2 separate regions of the Homo sapiens genome follow, and region 1 is linked to region 2. A link is an interaction called in ENCODE POLR2A ChIA-PET data of the cell type or tissue named here. Cell type or tissue: PC-9. All regions are shown on one strand. Each heading gives the region's core, and the rest is flanking DNA. Links, peaks and the distances in the headings are about the cores only. Region 1 has its middle 48 kb from the start of FGGY-DT. Region 2 overlaps LINC01358 (long intergenic non-protein coding RNA 1358).

Evidence for each region. Peaks named below come from ENCODE experiments on the same cell type or tissue, not always from the same donor. Only the 100,000 strongest peaks of a DNase experiment are listed, where the experiment ranks them.
Region 1: POLR2A ChIA-PET joins it to region 2 with 5 read pairs; 2 of 35 experiments call an interaction of 5 or more read pairs at or near these places.

What each region holds. Positions count from the first base shown.
Region 1 is chr1:59,243,436-59,253,938 of GRCh38, forward strand. No RefSeq gene overlaps it. Among named protein-coding and RNA genes, the nearest start is that of FGGY-DT, 48 kb to the right of the region's middle. In PC-9, for the core only: no CTCF peak of the experiment used is centred there; no DNase peak of the experiment used is centred there.
Region 2 is chr1:59,023,851-59,034,353 of GRCh38, forward strand. The region is part of intron 2 of LINC01358 (long intergenic non-protein coding RNA 1358); the gene reads left to right. Among named protein-coding and RNA genes, the nearest start is that of LINC01358, 8.6 kb to the left of the region's middle. RefSeq lists an enhancer at 2,733-2,792. In PC-9, for the core only: no CTCF peak of the experiment used is centred there; a DNase peak (open chromatin) is centred at 6,131; H3K27ac peaks cover 1,504 bases.

The DNA of each region.
Region 1 (10,503 bases), core at 4,114-6,613, 220 kb after region 2:
AAGACCAAAATTATTTTAAAATAAAAAGTTTCTGAAAATCACAGTTAAAAGAAAGATAAGCACCTCTGTGGTCTATAAATAAAAGAAAACACATAGCACTAATCAGGAAGCCAAAGGTGTGCTCTGCAAGGCTCTTCACCTAACTATCCAAGACAGCTGGCAGTTGAATTTCTGGGGCATTGAGAACCAAATGTGGCAGGGAACCAGACTGACTATTGTGCACTAAAACTGAACTAGTTTTAGTTCTAGGGGAGAACTCTCCTATCCACAAAAGGAGGCTTAATGTCACACCACCTGTTGCCCAGGGTTGGGGTTTCTATAAAGCTCCAGCAGGGAGCAGAACAGCTGTGCAACTAGGACTTGAGCCAAGCTAACTATGATTGGCTCATAGAGAAGGGTAGAAAAGCAGTATTTGAAAAGACAATGAATGAAATTTTTTCAGCATAGAAAACAGACCACTGGACTGAGACTGAAAACACAAGAGGGCCAAAAGATAAATAAAAATAGAAATATACCGACATAAAAAGTGCACAATATCATGGATAGAAAGAATATCTTCTAACCTACTATAGAAAATGGACAAATTACCTACCACAGAATGACAGTGAGTCTGACAGCAAGTAATTCATTAGCAGCAATCTCTGCCAGAAGAAAACAGACATCTTCAAAATGTTTGAGAGGAAAATATTTGACTTAGACTTCTACACCCTGTATTACTGTCATTCAAGAGTGTATGAGTTTGCTAGGGCTGCTATAACAAAATATCACAGACCAACTGGCTTAAACAATAGAAATTTATTTTCTTACAGTCTTTCAGGTTAGAAGTCCAAGATTAAGGTGTTGGCAGTTTGGGTTTCTCCCGAGGCCTCTCTCCTTGGCCTGCAAATGGTTGGATTCTCACTGTACCCTCATATAGTCTTTTCCCTATGTATGGACATCCCTGGTGTCTCTTTATGTGTCCAATTTCCCTTTTCTTAAAAGGGCACTGGTCATATTGGATTAAAATATGGTCATATTGGATTAAAACAGCCTCATTTTTACTTAATCACCCCCTTTACAGGATCTAGCTCTAAACAGTCACATTGTAAGGACTGGGGGTTAGAACTTCAACATATAAATTTGGGTGTGGGGGAGAAACACAGTTCAGACCATAAAAAGAAGTAAGAAAAATAAAATCATATTCAGATTCACAAAAGAAGAGTATTTTCTACCTATAAAGACTTGTTTTAAGAACCATCAAATGATATTCATTAGTAAGAAGAAAAAAGAAATAAAATAAAATGGTAAAAATATATCCAAAAAGTAGTAATCAAAATAATGGTAAATGAATTAAATTCATTTATTAAAAGCTAGAGATTATCACATTAGATTTTTAGGTCATTTGGCTATACACTTCATGAAAGGGACATATTCAAAACAAAATGGCCCAAAGATTGAAACTAAATTGTATGAAACAAGATGTAACATATGAATCAAATAAAGCTGGTAACGATATTAGTATTTGACCAAAAACAAATTAAGAAAAAAAGCATTAGTAAAAATAGAAAATACTAGATAATAATGAAAAGAACCTCCTCCAGGAAGATATAACAGTCATAAACTTGTATTTACCTAATATTGACTAAAAACTTATAGGACAAATACTGACAGATCAGCAAATCTGTAGTCATAATGGGAAATTTAAAATCATATCTCTCAGAGATGATTTAACAATATTCCATATGTATACATATGTTCAATCTTGAATATATATATATGTATATATATTCCTATGTGTATACACACATACACAGATATGTGTAAGTATCTAACATGCACTTCCCCTAGAAAGTTCTCTCTGCCTTTTGAATCTGGTATATGCCTTTCCAACTTCAAGGTTGAATTCTTCTTGGCTCTCTTGGACAAAATTAATCATTGTAACACTGAGGTCCCTTATTATCTTCTACATACCTCACATAGGACTCATCTCCATATTTGTAGAAAAGTACCTATTGATTTCCACTAGACTCTGTTGTCAGGTACTAGTGTGCTAACCATCTCCGTAAATCCAATGCCTGGCACATAGTACATACTTGGTAATTGTTTGTTGAATGAATGAATTCATAGTCCTTGCCCTTAAGAAGCTCACAAGGTAGAATAATAAGCAGCTGATAGCCACTGAAAAAATCTAGGTACTGAGCATTATTTTTTCTTTTTTTTTTACCTTAAGTTTTGGATACATGTGCAGAACATGCAGATTTGTTACATAGGTAAACATATGCTATAGTGGTTTGCTGTACCTACCAACCCATGATCTAGGTATTAAGCCCCGCATGCATTAATTCTTTGTCCCGATGCTCTCCCACCCCTTGCTGCCCATGACAGGCCCCGGTGTGTGTTGTTCCCCTCCCTGTGTCCATGTGTTCTCATTGTTCAGCTCCCACTTATGAGTGAGAACATGTGGTGTTTGGTTTTCTGTTCCTGTGTTAGTTTGCTAAGAATGATGGCTCCCAGCTTCACCCATGTTCCTGCAAAGAAACATAATCTCATTCCTTTTTATGGCTGCATAGTATTTGATGATGTATATATACCATGTTTTCTTTATGCAGTCTATCACTGATGGGCTTTTGGGTTGGTTCCATGTCTTTGCTATTGTAAATGGTGCTATAATAAACATACATGTGAATGTGTCTTTATAGTAGAATGATTTATACTCCTTTGCATATATACTCAATAATGGGATTGCTGGATCAAATGGTATTTCTGGTTCTAGACCCCCGAGGAATCACTACACTGTCTTCCACAATGGTTGAACTAATTTACATTCCCGCCAACAGTGTAAAAGTGTTCCTATTTATCCACAGCCTCGCCAGCATCTGTTATTTCTTAACTTTTTAATAATCGCCATTCTAACTGGCATGAGATGGTATCTCATTGTGGTTTTGATTTGCATTTCTCTAATGATCAGTGATGTTGAGCTTTTCTTCATATGTTTGTTGGCTGCATAAATGTCTTCTTTTGAGAAGTATCTCTTCATGTCCTTTGTCCACTTTTTGATTGGGTTGTTTGTTTTTTTTCCTGTTAATTTGTTTAAGTTCCTTGTAAATTCAGGATATTAGACCTTTGTCAGATAGGTAGACGGCAAAAATTTTCTCCCATTCTGTAGGTTTCCTGTTCACTCTGATGATGGTTTATTTTGCTGTGCAGAAGCTCTTTAGTTTAATTAGATCCCATTTGTCAACTTTAGCTTTTGTTGCAATTGCTTTTCGTGATTTCATCATAAAATCTTTGCCCATGCCTATGTCCTGAATGGTATTGCCTAGATTTTCTTCTAGGGTTTTTATGGTTTTGGGTTTTACATTTAAGTATCTAATCTATCTTGTGTTAATTTTTGTATAAGGGGTAAGGAAGGGGTCCAGTTTCAGTTTTCTGCTTATGGTAGCCAGTTTTCCCAGGTGCTGAACATTATTCTAAGTGCCTTACAGGTAATATCTCATTAGTCATCATAGCATCCTTATGTTAGCCACATGCGTCAGGAATAAGAATTCCTTTCCCTCCCTTGTCCAGGTGTGTGCTCACCATTGCTCCATCTGTGAGGGTGCACCCTTCTATAGAAGTAAATTGCCTTGCTGAGAAGAAAAAAGAAAATTTGATATTCTAGTGCTATTTCTTTTGTGGCACTGAAACTTTATAACAATTATGAGGTAGGAGAAAAAGATTATCTCCCTTTACAGACATAAAAAACTGAGACCAATAAGCTTTTATAACTTGCCCAAAGTCATGTAGTTGATAAATGGCAGAGCCAGGATTTGGCCCCAAATTCTCTGATCTCAGAGTCTGAGCTCTTCACCATCATACTATACTACTCACATTTTGTATATAAAAACACAATCACTAACAGAAAGCAGTATTTGCCAAGTATCTATTGAAATGAGTAGATAATAAATCCGATGCTATTATGCTAAAAAGATTAGGTGCATAAATTCTTTTTTTTTTTTTCAAGATGGAGTCTTGCTCTGTCACCTAGGCTGGAGTGCAGTGATGCAGTCTTAGCTCACTGCAACCTCCATCTCCCAGGTTCAAACAATTCTCCTTCCTCAGCCTCCCCAGTAGCTGGGATTACAGGCACTTGCTACCACACCCAGCTAAGTTTTTGTATTTTTAGTAGAGATGGGGTTTCACCATTTTGGCTAGGCTAGTCTCAAACTCCTGTCCTCAAGGGATCCACTGGCCTTGGCCTCCCAAAGTCCTGGGATTATAGGCGTGAGCCACTGTGCCTGGCCTACATGCACAAATTCTTATCTTGACAAACTGTGAAATGACTCTCACACCTTTTTCTTTTCCCTGTGTCCTCTCCCACTTCTCTGGAAGAATATGTTGAACAGGAGATGAGGGAGGAAGTCAAGTGACCACTTTCCTCAGAGTCCAGCTTCTCTGTGGGCCTGGGGTTTACCCCAGAACCCTACTGGCTGCCTTACAATTCTACAGTCTCAGCAAGAATTTTAGAGTGACGCCTGTGACTTTCAGACCATGAGCTTGCTGCTTCTCAGTGTTCTTAATAGGGACAGGAGGGATGAGTGGTACTAAGGGTCCATGTAGACAATTGGGCGGCTGCTACTCTCATCTGTATTGTCATGTTATCCAGAAAGTTCAGCTGTAAGTCAATAGACGGATTCTAAGAGGGAGCCAAGAATGCCATATACTTCTAAACTCTCATCATAAAAACATTGTGAAATACTTTATATTTTTTGGTGCCTGGATTATATAAGTCATAAACTAGCTTATATAAATACACAGACATAGAGATACACAGTTGACATCTGAGGTTATTCTCAATGAAATCAAGAAGAAAACAGTACTTTATTTGAGCAGATATGTATCAGCTTCTCTGAGGCCTGGGAGCCCTCGCACTCCATCCCAGCATCACTGAGAAATTATTATACTGCTTACAATGTCTATTGTGTTGTTTGATGGTACATTTGATCACAGTTTATGAGACAATTCACCACTGAATAATTTTCATCCCAATGTAGAAGCTGAAGATGGTCTAATTTATGCCTAACTTCAAAGCTGGAGTGGTTGAGGGCTGTAGCTGTGGAATCAAGCAGTTAGCGGAATGAACATTGTAAAGACTTTGATTGTAAAATTTGGAGTGTGAATTCCTGGCCAGTAATTTAACATCAATGATCTCTTTTTAAGAAACTCTCAAAAAGCCCCTCTGGTTTTTTAGGTAGGCCTTTCAAAACTCAAAATTGGTGAGAGTGATAATAATCAAAATAGCAATTCTCTGTTTTGGGTAGACAGAATTATAGTATGTATTACCAATTTAATCCTGACAAGCCCTTTGCTACAGCTTTATTCTTCCCATATCACAAATGAGAGAAATAAAGTTCCCAGAAAAGAAATAATTTATCTGAGCAAAATCTTATAGTTGTTAGGAAGCAGTAGAGACAAAACTTAAACCTTGATTTTCTAGTCTAATCTAACACCCTTTCCACTATAGTAGAGTCTGTCTCTGTCTTGTACCCTACTTTGTGGTTACTTCTAACTGCCTTCAGATGTGGGTCCCTTAGCAAAAAAAGTAGAATCTCTGCTGTTTCACAAAAGCAGAACAATTAGAAGATACTCGAGTTGACAAGAGTCTTAGAGAATATCTGGTGCTATCCTTTTGCTTTAAGATGAGAAAATCAAGGCCCAGAAAGGATGACTTGTTGAGATGAGAGCCAGCATCAGAATCTAGACCTCATTTTTGGTCTTTCTGCTTCTCTCTGACATTTCATCAGAAATGTTTTGCCTCCAAACTCCTGACATTGTATGTATTTACTTGACCTACATTTGCTCATCACTTGTTATGGGACATTACTCACTGGGGAAATGAAGATTTATAATACAGGAACTCTGTATTTTCTAGGAAAGATAGATGCATAAATAATTATACTTGCTAAATTGGAGGTTTACACAGATGAAACGGATTGGCAAAGAAGCCACAATTAATTAGGCCTATGGAACAAGGGAAGACTTACCAAAGAAAAGCTGAGTTTTCAGGGAAGAGAAGTTTGTTAGCCAGATAATGCAGAAAGGGGTTTTGCATGAAGAGGGAGTTATTTGTGTAAAGGAATGAGGGCTGTGAGAAAACACTGAAAGAATAATGCAAGTTCTGAGGTATGGCTGATCACAGGACACTCAAAGCAGAGTGGAATGAGAAGAGAGTGGGGTCAGTTGAAGGCCTCATATGTCAGACCAAGGGACGCGGGCTCTCTCTGCAAGAAAGTAAGAAACTATTGAAACATAAAAGGCAGAAGATTTAATTCACAGACAAGCTCTTTCAGGTAAATATTATTTCCCCCAACTTTGGAGATGTGGAAACTGAAGCTAACAGCATAAATAACATGCTCAGGCCACCCCACTTTTTTGGGTGAAAGCCTGGACCAAGACTCAGACACTCTGAATCCAAGTCCCAAGTTTTTCAGATGTCAGCATGCTGTCTCCCAGAGCAACCAATTTTGAAAGCAAGAAACTCAGTCCTGAGGTCATTCCAAAGATGTACGACATGGAGCATACAGAGGCCCAATAGGACTCCATCCCCAAGGACACAATCAGCCTGGACGTTGCTTACTTCCCATAGCCTTTTATTCTCTTGGTCTGCAGTTTTTATTTATTCTCCCTCTGGCTTCTGAAACACAAACAAATAAAAACAGACACACTTTTTCCTCTGCCTATGACCCTTGTGGGGTTTATGTTGACAGGAATGATACTAAAATGCAGTGGGAAGAAGGGGTACTCTCTCCAGACCTTAAAAGAATAGCTCAATAAATTACAAAAACACCCTGAACTATTTCTCTCTCTCTCTCTCCCTCTCTCTCTCTCTCTGATTATCTTCCAGAAAGGACTTTTATGTCTAGATTCCTTCCCAGGAGTGAACATTGCAAGCCTGCCCATTCTACTGATTCTTGGGCACAAACCAAATTTTGTCTACCCTTTCTGCTAAAAATAAAAAGTATTTATTTTATGCTTCCTTTCCTCTGTGACATAATGTCTAATTTCTGCTTTTTTTTTTTTTTTTTGGTCATAGAAATGAGAGACAAAGAACCCAGATCAGAAATGAGTTTTAATAGCAACTCAGTCCAATGTTTTGTATCTACAGCACCTAGCACAATCATATGCAGGCAATTCATTGATAGAGCTGTCTAGCCTAGGGAAGATACTCAATACTTGTTAGTTAAATCATCCAAATGCTTGATTCCCTCTTCTAACATCTCAGGTAAAAACTGGAAGAAAAATATATACAGAGAGAGATTATAATAGTCATATATATATGAGAGAGATTATAATAGCGATTCACATGTTATTGCATAACTTTTTAAAAATGTAGGAAAATACAATTTAGAAAATAGTAATTACTGGACTCTAGCCAAGATGGCCAAATAGGAACAGCTCCAGTCTACAGCTCCCAGCGTGAGTGACGCAGAAGACGAATGATTTCTGCATTTCCAACTGAGGTACCGGGTTCATCTCACTGGGGACTGTCAGACAGTGGGTGCAAGACAGTGTGTGCAGCGCACTGAGCATGAGCTGAAGCAGGGCAAGGCATCGCCTCACCTGGAAAGTGCAAGGGGTCAGGGAATTCCCTTTCCTAGCCAAGGAAAGGGGTGACAGACAGCACCTGGGAAATCGGGTCACTCCCACCCTAATACTGCACTTTCCGACAGTCTTAGCAAACGGCAAACCAGGAGATTATATCCCGCGCCTGGCTTGGAGGGTCCTATGCCGACGGAGCCTCACTCGTTTCTAGCACAGCAGTCTGAGATCAATTTGCAAGGCAGCAGTGAGGCTGGGGGAGGGGCGCCACTATTGCCGAGGCTTGAGTAGGTAAACAAAGTGGCTGGGAAGCTCGAACTGGGTGGAGCCCACCGCAGCTCAAGGAGGCCTGCCTGCCTCTTTAGACTCCACCTCTGGGGGCAGGGCATAGCCAAACAAAAGGCAGCAGAAACCTCTGCAGACTTAAATGTCCCTGTCTGACAGCTTTGAAGAGAGTAGTGGTTCTCCCAGCATGCAGCTTGAGATCTGAGAACAGACAGACTGCCTCCTCAAGTGGGTTGCTGACCCCTGAGTAGCCTAACTGGGAGGCACCCCCGAGCAGGGGCAGTCTGGCACCTCACACAGCTGGGTACTCCTCTGACACAAACTTCCAGAGGAATCATCAAGCAGCAACATTTGCTGTTCACCAATATTCGCTGTTCTGCTGCCTCCGCTGCTGATACCCAGGCAAGCAGGGTCTGGAGTGGACCTCTGGCAAACTCCAACAGACCTGCAGCTGAGGGTCCTGACTGTTAGAAGGAAAACTAACAAACAGAAAGGACATCCACACCAAAACCCCATCTGTACGTCACCATCATCAAAGACCAAAGGTAGATAAAACCACAAAAATGGGGGAAAAACAGAGCAGAAAAACTGAAAATTCTAAAAATCAGAGCGTCTCTCCTCCTCCAAAGAAACACAGCTCCTCACCAGTGACGGAACAAAGCTGGATGGAGAATGACTTTGACGAGTTGAGAGAAGAAGGCTTCAGACAATCAAACTTCTCCGAGCTAAAGGAGGAAGTTTGAACGCATAGCAAAGAAGTTAAAAACCTTGAAAAAAGATTAGATGAATGGCTAACTAGAATAACCACTGCAGAGAAGTCCTTAAAGGACCTGATGGAGCTGAAAACCACGGCACAAGAACTACATGACAAATGCACAAGCCTCAGTAGCCAATTTGATCAACTGGAAGAAAGGGTATCAGTGATGGAAGATCAAATGAATGAAATGAAGCGAGAAGAGAAGTTTAGAGAAAAAAGAATAAAAAGAAACGAACAAAGCCTCCAAGAAATATGGAACTATGTGAAAAGACCAAATCTACCTCTGATTGGTTTACCTGAAAGTGACGGGGAGAATGGAACCAAGTGGGAAAACACTCTGCAGGATATTATCCAGGAGAACTTACCCAATCTAGCAAGGCAGGCCAACATTCAAATTCAGGAAATACAGAGGACGCCACAAAGATACTCCTCAAGAAGAGCAACTCCAAGACACATAATTGTCAGATTCACCAAAGTTGAAATGAAGGAAAAAATGTTAAGGGGAACCAGAGAGAAAAGTTGGGTTACCCACAAAGGGAAGCCCATCAGACTAACAGCTGATCTCTCGGCAGAAATTCACCAAGCCAGAAGACAGTGGGGGCCAATATTCAACATTCTTAAAGAAAAGAATTTTCAATCCAGAATTTCATATCCAGCCAAACTAAGCTTCATAAGTGAATGAGAAATAAAATACTTTACAAACAAGCAAATGCTGAGAGATTTTGTCACCACCAGGCCTGCCCTACAAGAGCTCCTGAAGGAAGCACTAAACATGGAAAGGAACAACTGGTACCAGCCACTGCAAAATCATGCCAAATTGTAAAGATCATCGAGACTAGGAAGAAACTGCATCAACTAACGAGCAAAATAACCAGCTAACATCATAATGACAGGATCAAATTCATACATAAAAATATTAACCTAAAATGTAAATGGGCTAAATGTGCCAATTAAAAGACACAGACTGGCAAATTGGATAAAGAGTCAAGACCCATCAGTGTGCTATATTCAGGAAACCCATCTCACATGCAGAGACACACATAGGCTCAAAATAAAGGGATGGAGGAAGATCTACCAAGCAAATGGAAAACAAAAAAAGGCAGGGGTTGCAATCCTAGTCTCTGATAAAACAGACTTTAAACCAACAAAGATCAAAAGAGACAAAGAAGGCCATTACATAATGGTAAAGGGATCAATTCAACAAGAAGAGCTAACTATCCTAAATATATATGCACCCAATACAGGAACACCCAGATTCATAAAGCAAGTCCTTAGAGACCTACAAAGAGATTTAGACTCCCACACAATATTAAAGGGAGACTTTAACACCCCACTGTCAACATTAGACAGATCAATGAGACAGAAAGTTAACAAGGATATCCAGGAATTGAACTCAGCTCTGCACCAAGCAGACCTAATAGACATCTACAGAACTCTCCACCCCAAATCAACAGAATATACATTCTTCTCAGCAACACACTACACCTGTTCCAAAATTGACCACATAGTTGGAAGTAAAGCACTCCTCAGCAAATGTGAAAGAATAGAAATTATAACAAACTGTCTCTCAGACCACAGTGCAATCAAAGTAGAACTCAGGATTAAGAAACTCACTCAAAACCACTCAACTACATGGAAACTGAACAACCTGTTCCTGAATGACTACTGGGTACATAACGAAATGAAGGCAGAAATAAAGATCTTCTTTGAAACCAATGAGAACACAGACACAACATACCAGAATCTCTGGGACACATTTAAAACAGTGTGTAGAGGGAAATTTATAGCACTAAATGCCCACAAGAGAAAGCAGGAAAGATCTAAAATTGACACCCTAACATCACAATTAAAAGAACTAGAGAAGCAAGAGCAAACACATTCAACAGCTAGCAGAAGGCAAGAAA
Region 2 (10,503 bases), core at 4,883-7,382:
TAAAAAAAAAAAAAAAAAGCCATAATTTTATGTTTTTATAAGATTTTAAAATGTTAAAATCAAATTATGAGACATAAATCAGGATGTTCAGAAAAAATTATAAGAACCCTCATGATGTTTATCAATGAATGATCCGTTTGATTCTGTGCAGCCTCATGGCCAAAACCAAGCACAGAGTTAGTCAGATAACTGATCTCCTCTACACATATGATCTTCTTGGGGGACTCTGTTTGGCAAAGGAAGCTTTGGGGAAAGCTCATATAAACCACTGAGTATAGTCAAATGATTTAGACCTGAACACTTTTTAAAGTAGGAGTTATCTGTCCACTAATAAATATTTTAGTAAAGTGTCATGGAACATGCAGTTTTTTTTTAAGGTGGACAAATAATTTTATTTTGTGCATGCAAATACACGTCAAGTACTGCAAACTTTTTCCATCAATTTTCTCTCAAACACTGAAAATCATGATGTCCTATTTTGTGAACAGCCAAAGCTAGTATCTCTTCACTTCAGTGCCACAGCAAAAACATACAGAATTCACTCTTTGCTATTCACTATCATCATAACCCTCGTTGTTTCATCTCTGCCCTCCCCTCTTATACAGCCCTTATAAATTCTAGTCTTATCCCATTTAATCCTATTCCTATAGCACAAAGGCAAACATTACAATTTGGAAAATCAAATTGAAATCAATGGCATAGAATTTATTCCCATATATATCCCCCATTTCATTATACAGAATTATTTTAAGTTATAGTTAAAACTATGACATAAACATGCAGTTTTGAGCGATATAACTTGCCAATAAATCTTCCAGGTTAAATTAGTTGCCAATTATATTACTAAAGTTACCAGGAAAAAAACTTGAGCTATTGTAAGGGTTATGGGCTATGAGACAGTTATGTTTTTGTAGTTGCCAGCTCAAAATAAAGTTTCAGAAGTATTGATATTAAGCCACTCTTGCTGCCAATAATTTGATAGACAATCACTTATCCATTTAAGTAATAAGTTTAGTCAGAGGGAAGATTCTTTTTTATCATCTCTGTGGGAATGTGGGATGGCACACCTTTGTGACTTATTATACAACCACGATAGGTAGGAACCAGTGCTGGCCTTTGTAGTCTCAGGGTCTATATGAAGAGAGCCTCAAAAAATGATGCTTGTTGGTGATGCCAACAGAAGGTTGCAGCTCTTCAAAAAAAAAAAAAAAAAGAATAGGTCTGGGCATGGTGGCTCATGCCTGTTATCCCAACACTTTGGGAGGTTGAGGAGGGAGGATTGCTTGAGCCCAAAGTTCAAGACCAGCCTGGGAAACATAGCAAGACTTTGTCTCCCCCCCCCAAAAAAAAAAAAATAGCCTGGCATGGTGGTGTATGCTTGTGGTCCCAGCTACTCGGAAGGCTGAGGTGTGAGGATCTCTTGAGCCTTGGAGGTCAAGGCTGCAGTGAGGCATGATTGCATCACTACACTCCAGCCTGGGTAACAAGGCAAGACCCCCCTCCAAAGAAAAAATAATCAGGAAGTGAGTTTATTTTGCTTTCCCCTTGTGTAGTCAAATTGATTTGTGTTTGAGGCATGTGAAAGCTAAATGCCTGGCCCTGTATAGGTCATGAGTCATCCCTATATCCTACAGTTTAACAAAAGACAGCCCTGCCTGTTCCCTTCCCCTCCCCACGCCCACCACTGAAATCATTGTAGAGGTAGTGGTCTTCTAGTATGTGACCCTTGGGCTACAATATCAACAGGTTCTAGGCCATATTTCCTTCACATCCACGTAATGAGCCCCGAAACCCAAGTGTCCTATTTTCCTTGAGGACATCTAGACCCAAAGCATCCCCATTTTGGAAGCCCAGGGACTGTGGAGTGGGAAAATATGCCTCCATTCCTCTCCTTCACATGTGTTTTTAGGTTAAAAAAGGCAGGTGCAAATCACAACTGAATATGAAGCCTCAAAAGAGGCCAAAGCAAATCAACTTAACAAAAATAACTTCTTATCACCAAACCTGGAGAAAAACTTCAGCTGTGGCACCTCCAAGCAATGACCACGTCCCTGGCTGACTTAAAAGCCCCTTCAGGACCTCATGTTGATTGAATCCCCATGATCTAGCCTCAAGTGAGGGCTGAGTGGGCTGTTCTTGAGCCAAGTGTCTGTGGTTGTGGATAAATATATTAATATCCTAGCAACTTGCAAAAGCCAAAGTACTTTAGACAGAATTTGTCGTGCATTCTCTTAACAGGAGAGCAGGTTTGAGATGGAGATCTGAGGATATTCTGAGCCAAGCAAAGAGATTCTTAGTAAATACACAAATTCATTTCCTTCTGGTAATGCTTGGCTGCCCCTTGCAAATTGGAGTCATTTTCTCGTGCGGCCTTCTAGTGTTCTTCTGAAATTTGAGGTTTGCTCTGTTTTCAAAATGTAGAAACCCATCTCAGTCATCCACCAAGCTTTCACTGAGCAACCAGATGCAGGCATTGTGCAGGGTTATGAAAGTGGAGATGTTTAAGACACGGTTTCCACCTTCAAGAAGTACACTGTCTAATCAGGAAGACTCACTGCAACATCCAGACTCAACTTGCTACACCCCACCCTGGTGTCCTCCCACTTGCCCTTTCTTCTACCTGGATGGAATGCCCTTGGCTCTCTTCCTCTTCTCTTGGAGGCTTCTCTCCACCCCCACCCGCAGCTGAGTTGCCCACACCTCTGGGATGCTCTGTACTTTGGTCACACATACGTTTCACATTTTCACCGAGCATGAGATTATCTGATATCCCATTTATCACTTCTTCCAGACACATTCCTTCAGCCTGTAATGGTTCCTGGCACGAGACAGGCACACGATCATTATTGGTGGAATGAATGAGTGAATGAATTCACAAGAAACATATGGCACTCAGAAACCTCAGGACCTCAGCTTAAATTCTAGCTCCAATGCTCATGTGTTGAGTGAAACTGACTGAGTTATTTAAGCCTCCTATGACTCACTTTTTCTATTTGCAAAATGGGAATAAGGGTTGTTGTGATGATGAGCAAATTCTTGTTTAGTGCTTATCAAAATGACTGCCAACTGGTAAGCGCTTCATGAAGAGTAGCCATTAAAACAGTTATCACTAACAGACATCTACTGAATCCCGACTGTGTGCCAGATAATGTGCTAGACACTGAGGCTACAAAATGAATAAAGTAAGATGTGTGCTTTCAATGAACTCCCAGCCTGGCTGGGAAGATAGATGTTAACAGAAATTAAAAGGCTATCTTACTAAGTAAGTGGGATATTGGGAACATGAGGTGGGGCACCTAACCCAGGCTGGACCAGATCAATGAATTCACAAGAGAAATGGTACTGGGGATCATGAGAGCTAAATGGAAAAGTCAGAGTCAGAATCTTTAAGGCCTTCCCCAAACCCTGCTCTAAATATTCCAACATGCCTAAGTGTTTTCTTTCCTTATAAATCCCTTCCTCCAGCCATATTGCTGATTATTCTTATTCTGTGAATTACATAAGTGTATTGTTTTACAATTTACAAAAAATTTCCACACACCGTGAGTCACTGGATTCTCCCAACTTCCCTATAGGACAGATAAAGCAGATAATTTAATATTTAATTCATGGGTGAAGAAGCTGAGGCTCTGAGAAGTCGCACTGCTTCTAAATGATCCTAGCTAGACATAACCCCAGGGGCTGACACTAATTCTGATGCCCTTTCAGCTCCCACAGCCTGGACACTCATAACAAGCCAGGAGCCCACCACCTCTGCTCCTTTGCCACACAGTGCCCCCTACCTGGAATGCCATCCCTCATCCCTCGTGTTTGTCTAAATTCTCTTTCTCTTCTTTGAAGTCTCTGTTCAAACCTTAACTGCCTCCCCCTGCCATCTAGTCTCTCCCCTGTCCAGACAGCCTATAGGGGTCTCTTGAACTCCTAGAAGGCCCTCTCTCTAGGCTGAAATAGGACTCTGACATCCTATGGCGGCCTGTTTATGGTTCTTTTTCATGTGCCCATGTCTGCCTCCCCAACCTGGCTGTGAGCCCCTGGAGGAAGAAACTGTGTCTTACTAATCTCTGTGGTTCGGATATAGTAGATGCTTAGTAAGTGCCTGTTGATTAAATGAATGGTATAAAGGTTGTTGGTCAATCTTCTGTTTAGGCTGACAGAAACATACTTGTGAGAGAAGCAGACTAGCTTTTACTAGGCAGTTAGGCCCTGAGTGCAGAGATGAAAGACATAGTCTCTGCATCAGGAAGCACCAAGTCTAATCAAGAGACAGCAAGTACATAGATAATAACTATACATATTGGAAAGTTTCAAATAGAGTACAAAGTACAAGGTGCAATTGGAGAACAAAGGCCATGGGGGAGGAGGGAGTAGAAGGAGGAGATGAAAGCAACAAGAGGAAAGAGGGAAAGGTGAGGTCTGAAGAAAGTCTTATAGCGTGAGTAGAAATTGACCGGGGGTACAAAGGGTGGCAGAGTACAAAGTACAAGGTGCAATTGGAGAACAAAGGCCATGAGGGAGGAGGGAGTAGAAGGAGGGGATGAAAGCAACAAGAGGAAAGAGGGAAAGGTGAGGTCTGAAGAAAGTCTTAGAGCGTGAGTAGAAATTGACCAAGAGTACAAAGGCTGGCATGATGGGATATAGAAAGGGGCTCCATGGTCTAGAAGAGTAACAACAACAAGAAGAATAAAATAGCCCAGAGGCATGAGAGGAACTGAAATCAATATAAAACTTTCTTGAGGGATTATTTAAATACCATCCTGAAGTCCAGATAGATTCTACCTCCTGGATGGTTGGATGGATGGATGGATGGATGGATGGATGAATGAATGGGTATTATGAACATTCATGTAACAAGAGTAAAGAGGGTATAAAGAGGACGCATAGGTAAAAGATGAGCTCTTGATTCCGAATATTAGAATTGTTGTTATTAATAGCTATGCTTTTGTGTTAACAAAAGCAATATAAGTTTATTATTAAATAACCAGGAAATAAAGGTAAGTGATTTTTAAAGTTGCTCTTAATCCCGCCATCCAGATATAACCACTATTAACATATTTATGTTGGCCTTTCCACGCTTTCTTTGGTGTCTTTCTATCTTAATCATCTGTCTGTCCATCTAACTATACATTTGTTTACATATCGATGATCTTTTTATTCATCCACCCATTCATTTATCCATCTATACTTTTCCAAAACAAACATAGGCTCATTTGGTGCTTTACATTTTGTAACCAATTTTTCTAACCAATTTATTATAAGAATCCAGTTATTTCTACCTATTTTTAAGTCAAATGTTAATAGCCACATAATATTCCATCCTATGAAAGTACTACACTTGGTTTAATCAATCCTTTCCCCCTTGTGCAGTTATCAAACATGTTTTAATGAAGATTGGTGCTCTTCTTTTGGGCCAAAGTAACAGCAAAGGGGTTACCTTTCTCTAAAGTTTATGAGGCTCTGAGTTGATTGACCAAAACTTGAACTTGATATAGGGTCATATTAATCCTCTGACATAAATCAGCTGCCTCCTGAAGTGACGTCTCTATCTCCACTGTACCTTTCCCTGGAAATGCCAGACAGGGCAGAAGGGCCTCCCCGACAGTGCAGGTAAATTAGTGCAACCATCAGCAATCACAGGTTATCTTCTGCTGATGGAATCTGACAGCACCAGCTTTCCCACATCTTCACAGAGCTGGTGATGCAGAGCTGTCAACTAACACAGCTGCACGGAAATGCCAACGGTGGATTTATGGTGTGAGGCAGTAACTTTGTGACCCCCAGGTGGAAAAACAGATGGCTTTGAAATAAGATCAGTCAATGTGGCAAAATGGGAGAGGGAGGCACTTACCTTATAGTAAAAGAGAATCCATCCTACCACTTCCTTGAAACTTCAGATCTTCAATGGCTCCGTATTACTTACAGGAAAAGTCCTAAGCTTTTCAGTCCAGCAAAGAAGTAATGAATGTAGTGGAACAAGGACTGGCTGGAAAGCCAGAAGCTATAGATTCTAGCTGCTGTTTTGCTACCCACCAGTAGTGTGACCTGGGCAAGTCACCAGTTCTTGAGTTTATTTTCCTCAATCTCTAAAATGATCATACATAGATAATGTCAGAGTGTTTTGACAAATGAGTCAGTAAAAAGTCATGCATCATTCAAAAATCATTTACTGAGGGATTTAATGTGCTGAGGGTGGAGTTGAGCAAGATAGACCAGCCCCTGACTAGGGAACTTGCACTCTAGGAAGTAGGAGTCAGAACATAAAATAATCAGCAGACTATGGAACAGTGATCAAGTGCCGTGTTGAATACAAAGTGTTGGGGATGGTAGAGACCAACGTAGTGCCCGGGTTGGGTTGGGTGGTCAACAGATGATGACCTAGCAGCTATGGTTGGAATGAGAAGCTAAACAAGCCACACAGAATCTGGGGAGAAAGAATTCAGGCTGAGGGATAGCATAAGGCCCCACAGGCAAAGGTGAGCTTGGTGTTCAACTAACTAAATGCATATTTACTAAGTGTCCTTCTGCTAGATTCCAGGGATTCAAGGACAAGAATACCAGAGTCTCTGCCCTCACTAAGCTTAGGGTGGCCAGGCGCAGTGGCTCATGCCTGTAATCCCAACACTTTGGGAGTCTGAGGCGGGAGGATCACTAGGTCAGGAGATCGAGACCATCCTGGCTAACAGGGTGAAACCCCGTCTCTACTAAAAATACAAAAAATTATCCGGGTGTGGTGGCGGGTGGCTGTAGTCCCAGCTACTCAGGAGGCTGAGGCAGGAGAATGGCATGAACCAAGGAGGCGGAGCTTGCAGTGAGCGGAGATGGAGCCACTGCACTCCAGCCTGGATAACAGAGCGAGACTCCGTCTCAAAAAAAAAAAAAAAAAAAAAAAAAAAAAAAGCTTAGGGTGAAGGAAGCAGATGATTAAACAGATAGACCTTTTGCAGTATGATGAGCACTGTGATGATGAAGCAGAAATTTGGAATGCTTCTGGGAAAATGTGACAGGAGCTTCTACCTTAGCCCAGGAAGCTCAGGGAAGCCTTCCCTGAAGAGGTGCCCTGGAAGCTGAGATCAGATCAAGCAACATCAATTTTTTTTCAAAGCCATCATGGGACTTGAGTTCTAACCTACTGATGGTCTACCTGCCCATGCACATTCTTTGGCCACACCTGGGATTCTGCTGAACCCTAAGTGACTTTGCAGAAATTCTTTACTCATTTGGAGGAAGCCCAGGGCATTGCAAGGAAAATAGATAAGGTTCATTAAAGCATTCAAAAAAATATGTTGTCATATTTATTATCACTTACTGGTGTAGTTCTCAAACTTGAGTGCACATCGCAGTCCCTGGAAGTCTTGTTGAAACACAGATTGATGGGCCTCATCCCCTGAGTTTCTGATTCAGGAAGTGTGTTAGTCCATTCCTATGCTGCTATGAAGAAATACCCAAGACGGGGTTATTCATAAAGAAAAGAGATTTAATTGACTCATAGTTCTGCATGGCTAGGGAGACCTCAGGAAACTTACAATCATGGCGGAAGGCAACTCTTCACAGGGTGGCAGTAGAGAAAATGAGTGCAAGCAGGGGAAATGCCAGACACTTATAAAACCATTAGATATTGTGAGATGCACTCACTATCACGAGAACAGCATGGAGAAAACCACCCCCGTGATTCAATTACTCTACCTGGTCCTGCCCTTGACACGTTGGGATTATGGAGATTACAATTCAAGGTGAGACTTGGGTGGGGACACAGAGCCAAACCATATCAGGAGGTCTGGGTAGGGCCTGAGAATTTGGTCAAGCAAGTTCTCAGGTGGTGTAGATGCTACGAGTTGGGAAACCACACTTTGAGAACCACTGACTTTGAGTGCTTGGCATTTGGGACATAGAGGTGGTTTTCTAATTCCCCTTAAAGCTGGTGGAGGGGAACAGAGAGAACAGAGCTAGGGACTGGAGCTCCCAGGCCCGTCCACTTGAGGCCCTCTCCAGCCTGGTTTCTCCTTCAGAGATTTTATAGCCAGCAGACCCCAAAGTACAACATCTAGCCTTGCTTTGGCATTTGTGTTCTAATGTGTAAATAAACTTGAAACTTTTCCTAATCTTCTGAGGAAAAAGTAGAGGGGTGTTTGCCAAGTACTGTGGTCTGAATGTTTATGTCCCCCAAAATTCATATTCTGAAATCCTGACCCCCATGGTAATGCTATTAGAAGGTGGAGCCCTCACAACTGGGATTAGTGCCTTATAAAAGAGGGCCCAGAGAGCTAGCTAGCCCCTTGTACCATGTGAGGACACAGCTAGAAGGCTCTACGTATGAAAAAGAAAATAGGCTTTTGCCAGACATCAAATCTGCTGGCACCTTGATCCTAGACTTCCCAGCATCCAGAACCATGAGAAATAAATTTAGTCTATGGTGTTTGTTACAGCAGCCCAGATGGACTAAGACTCCAAGCCAAATAAACAAGCTCCAAATGCACATTCTCATCTTGTCCTCTTGGGTAGTTTTCTCTCAGTTATTTTTTTCTCAGTCAGGGAATTGCCAAAGTCCATACTGATCCCCTACTGGGTCACACTCCTCAAATACCACTCTGGTCCAATGTGGCCTCTGGACTCTGATGACATCAGGATAAACCCACACAGGTATCTTGTAGTGAACAAAACCCCAGCCTTGCAATCGCATAATTCTCACTCTGAATTCCAGGACAACCGCTTAGCAAGGATCCTTTGTGGGAGCTACTTGAAAGCTCTTTGAGCCTTAGAATAGTGCAGGGAGGGGCAGCAATAGCTCCACAGGGTTGTTGGGATAATTACAGAAGACTATGAATGTCATACCTTTGGGTATAGTAGGTGCTCAGTAGGTTAGGGATGCTTACAACAGTCTGTCATTTAAAGTGGTCCTCGACATAGAATTGCTAGCTCCAGGCCCACCACCTTCTCCCATATTTCCCCAGGCCTCAAGGGTCCGCAATGGGTGATGGTGGGGTTATCCTGCCATGCCTACTATGCTTTCTTCCAGGACACAATTGCAGGCCCTTGACATCTTTTGCCTGGATTATTGCAACAGCCTCCAAAAGGACTCGTCTGTCTCCATGATACCCCTCCATCCTCCTCTGCATCATCACCAAGGGAATCTTTGTAAAGCAAAGGCATGATCATGCTTATCACCTGGTGGAAACCCTTCAGAGACTCTCCACTCCCCAGAGCAGGCACCACATCGTTAGAGTCTACAGAAGGCAGGAGGAAACAGAAATGAGTGCCGGGTCCATAGGTAGGCAATGGGGAGCAGTGGGGATTGCGGTGAAATGGAGATTGGCTGTCTAAAGGCATCCAAACTCAGAATTCTGTAAAACCTTCTATGGGCCAAATAAAGTTTGTCCTGAGATTCCATGCCTGGCCTTGAGTACCAGTGTGTGAGAGCTGGCCTGGCAAATGAGGTATAAGCTCCTTAGCCGGGCTAACCAGGTTCAGCCTCCTTCTTGCTGTGCCCCGCCTCACTTACAATTCATATAGCGACCAAACTGTCTGCAGTACCTCCACACCTGCCATGCTGGTCCTCAGCCATGTCCTTTGATCAAGTCTGGAAAGCCCTTCCCTTGCTCTTCACTTGGTGAATGAAGAAGTCCTGCTCATCCCTTTAAAACTCAGTTCAGGCAACACCTCCTCCAGGAAGCATTGTTTCGCACTTATTCTCAGGTTTTCCATATGGATATGTATCTTTTCCTAGTGTCCCAACAATATCTGTTGCCTTTCTTCATCATTATAATTATTAAGTGGCAATGGCAATATAATTATCTCTTTTGTTGCCTCTGTCTCCTCTGCTAAGGTGTAAGCACCTAATATCAGGGACCAAGTGTTAATGGCCTTTGTGTCTAGCAATAATGAGGTGTTCAATAATTGTTAAACGAATGAATGGAGAGGCAGGTCCCCCTGCCACCGCGCCTCCACTCTCCCATGAGGTAGGAAGCAATCTGAACAGTGAGTGGCACAGCAGCCACTTGGGAGAGGCATAAGACTGGTCACCTCTCTCTCCCTTTCCACCACAGGAATGTGTTGAGGACAGTACAAGCAACAAGAATTGGGGAACAAGAACGCCTTTGACTTCATCTCTCAGCTGTTACAAACTCTCCCCTATTGACGGTTCAAATTTCCAAGAGAGACTCTGATCATCCAGTGAAATCACCCAGGCTCCAGTGGGGCAGTGGACCACACAAGCTCTCCCCAGCTGCCTGCCAGACTTCCATTGGCTGCTTGTAGGCAGAGGCCCTTCTTTGCTCCAATGAGGACAGGTGCATCTGCCAGAAAACATGGCACCTTCTATGGATAGAAACTCTATCTTAGTCGGTTTGGGCTGCTATGACAAAATATCATAAACTGAGAGGCTTATAAACAACAAATATTTATTTCTCTCAGTTTTGGAAGCCGGGAAACCTAAAATCAAGGTGCTGGCAGATTCAGTGTCTGGTGAGAGCCCTTTCCTCATAGATGGCACCTTCTATACATCCTCACATG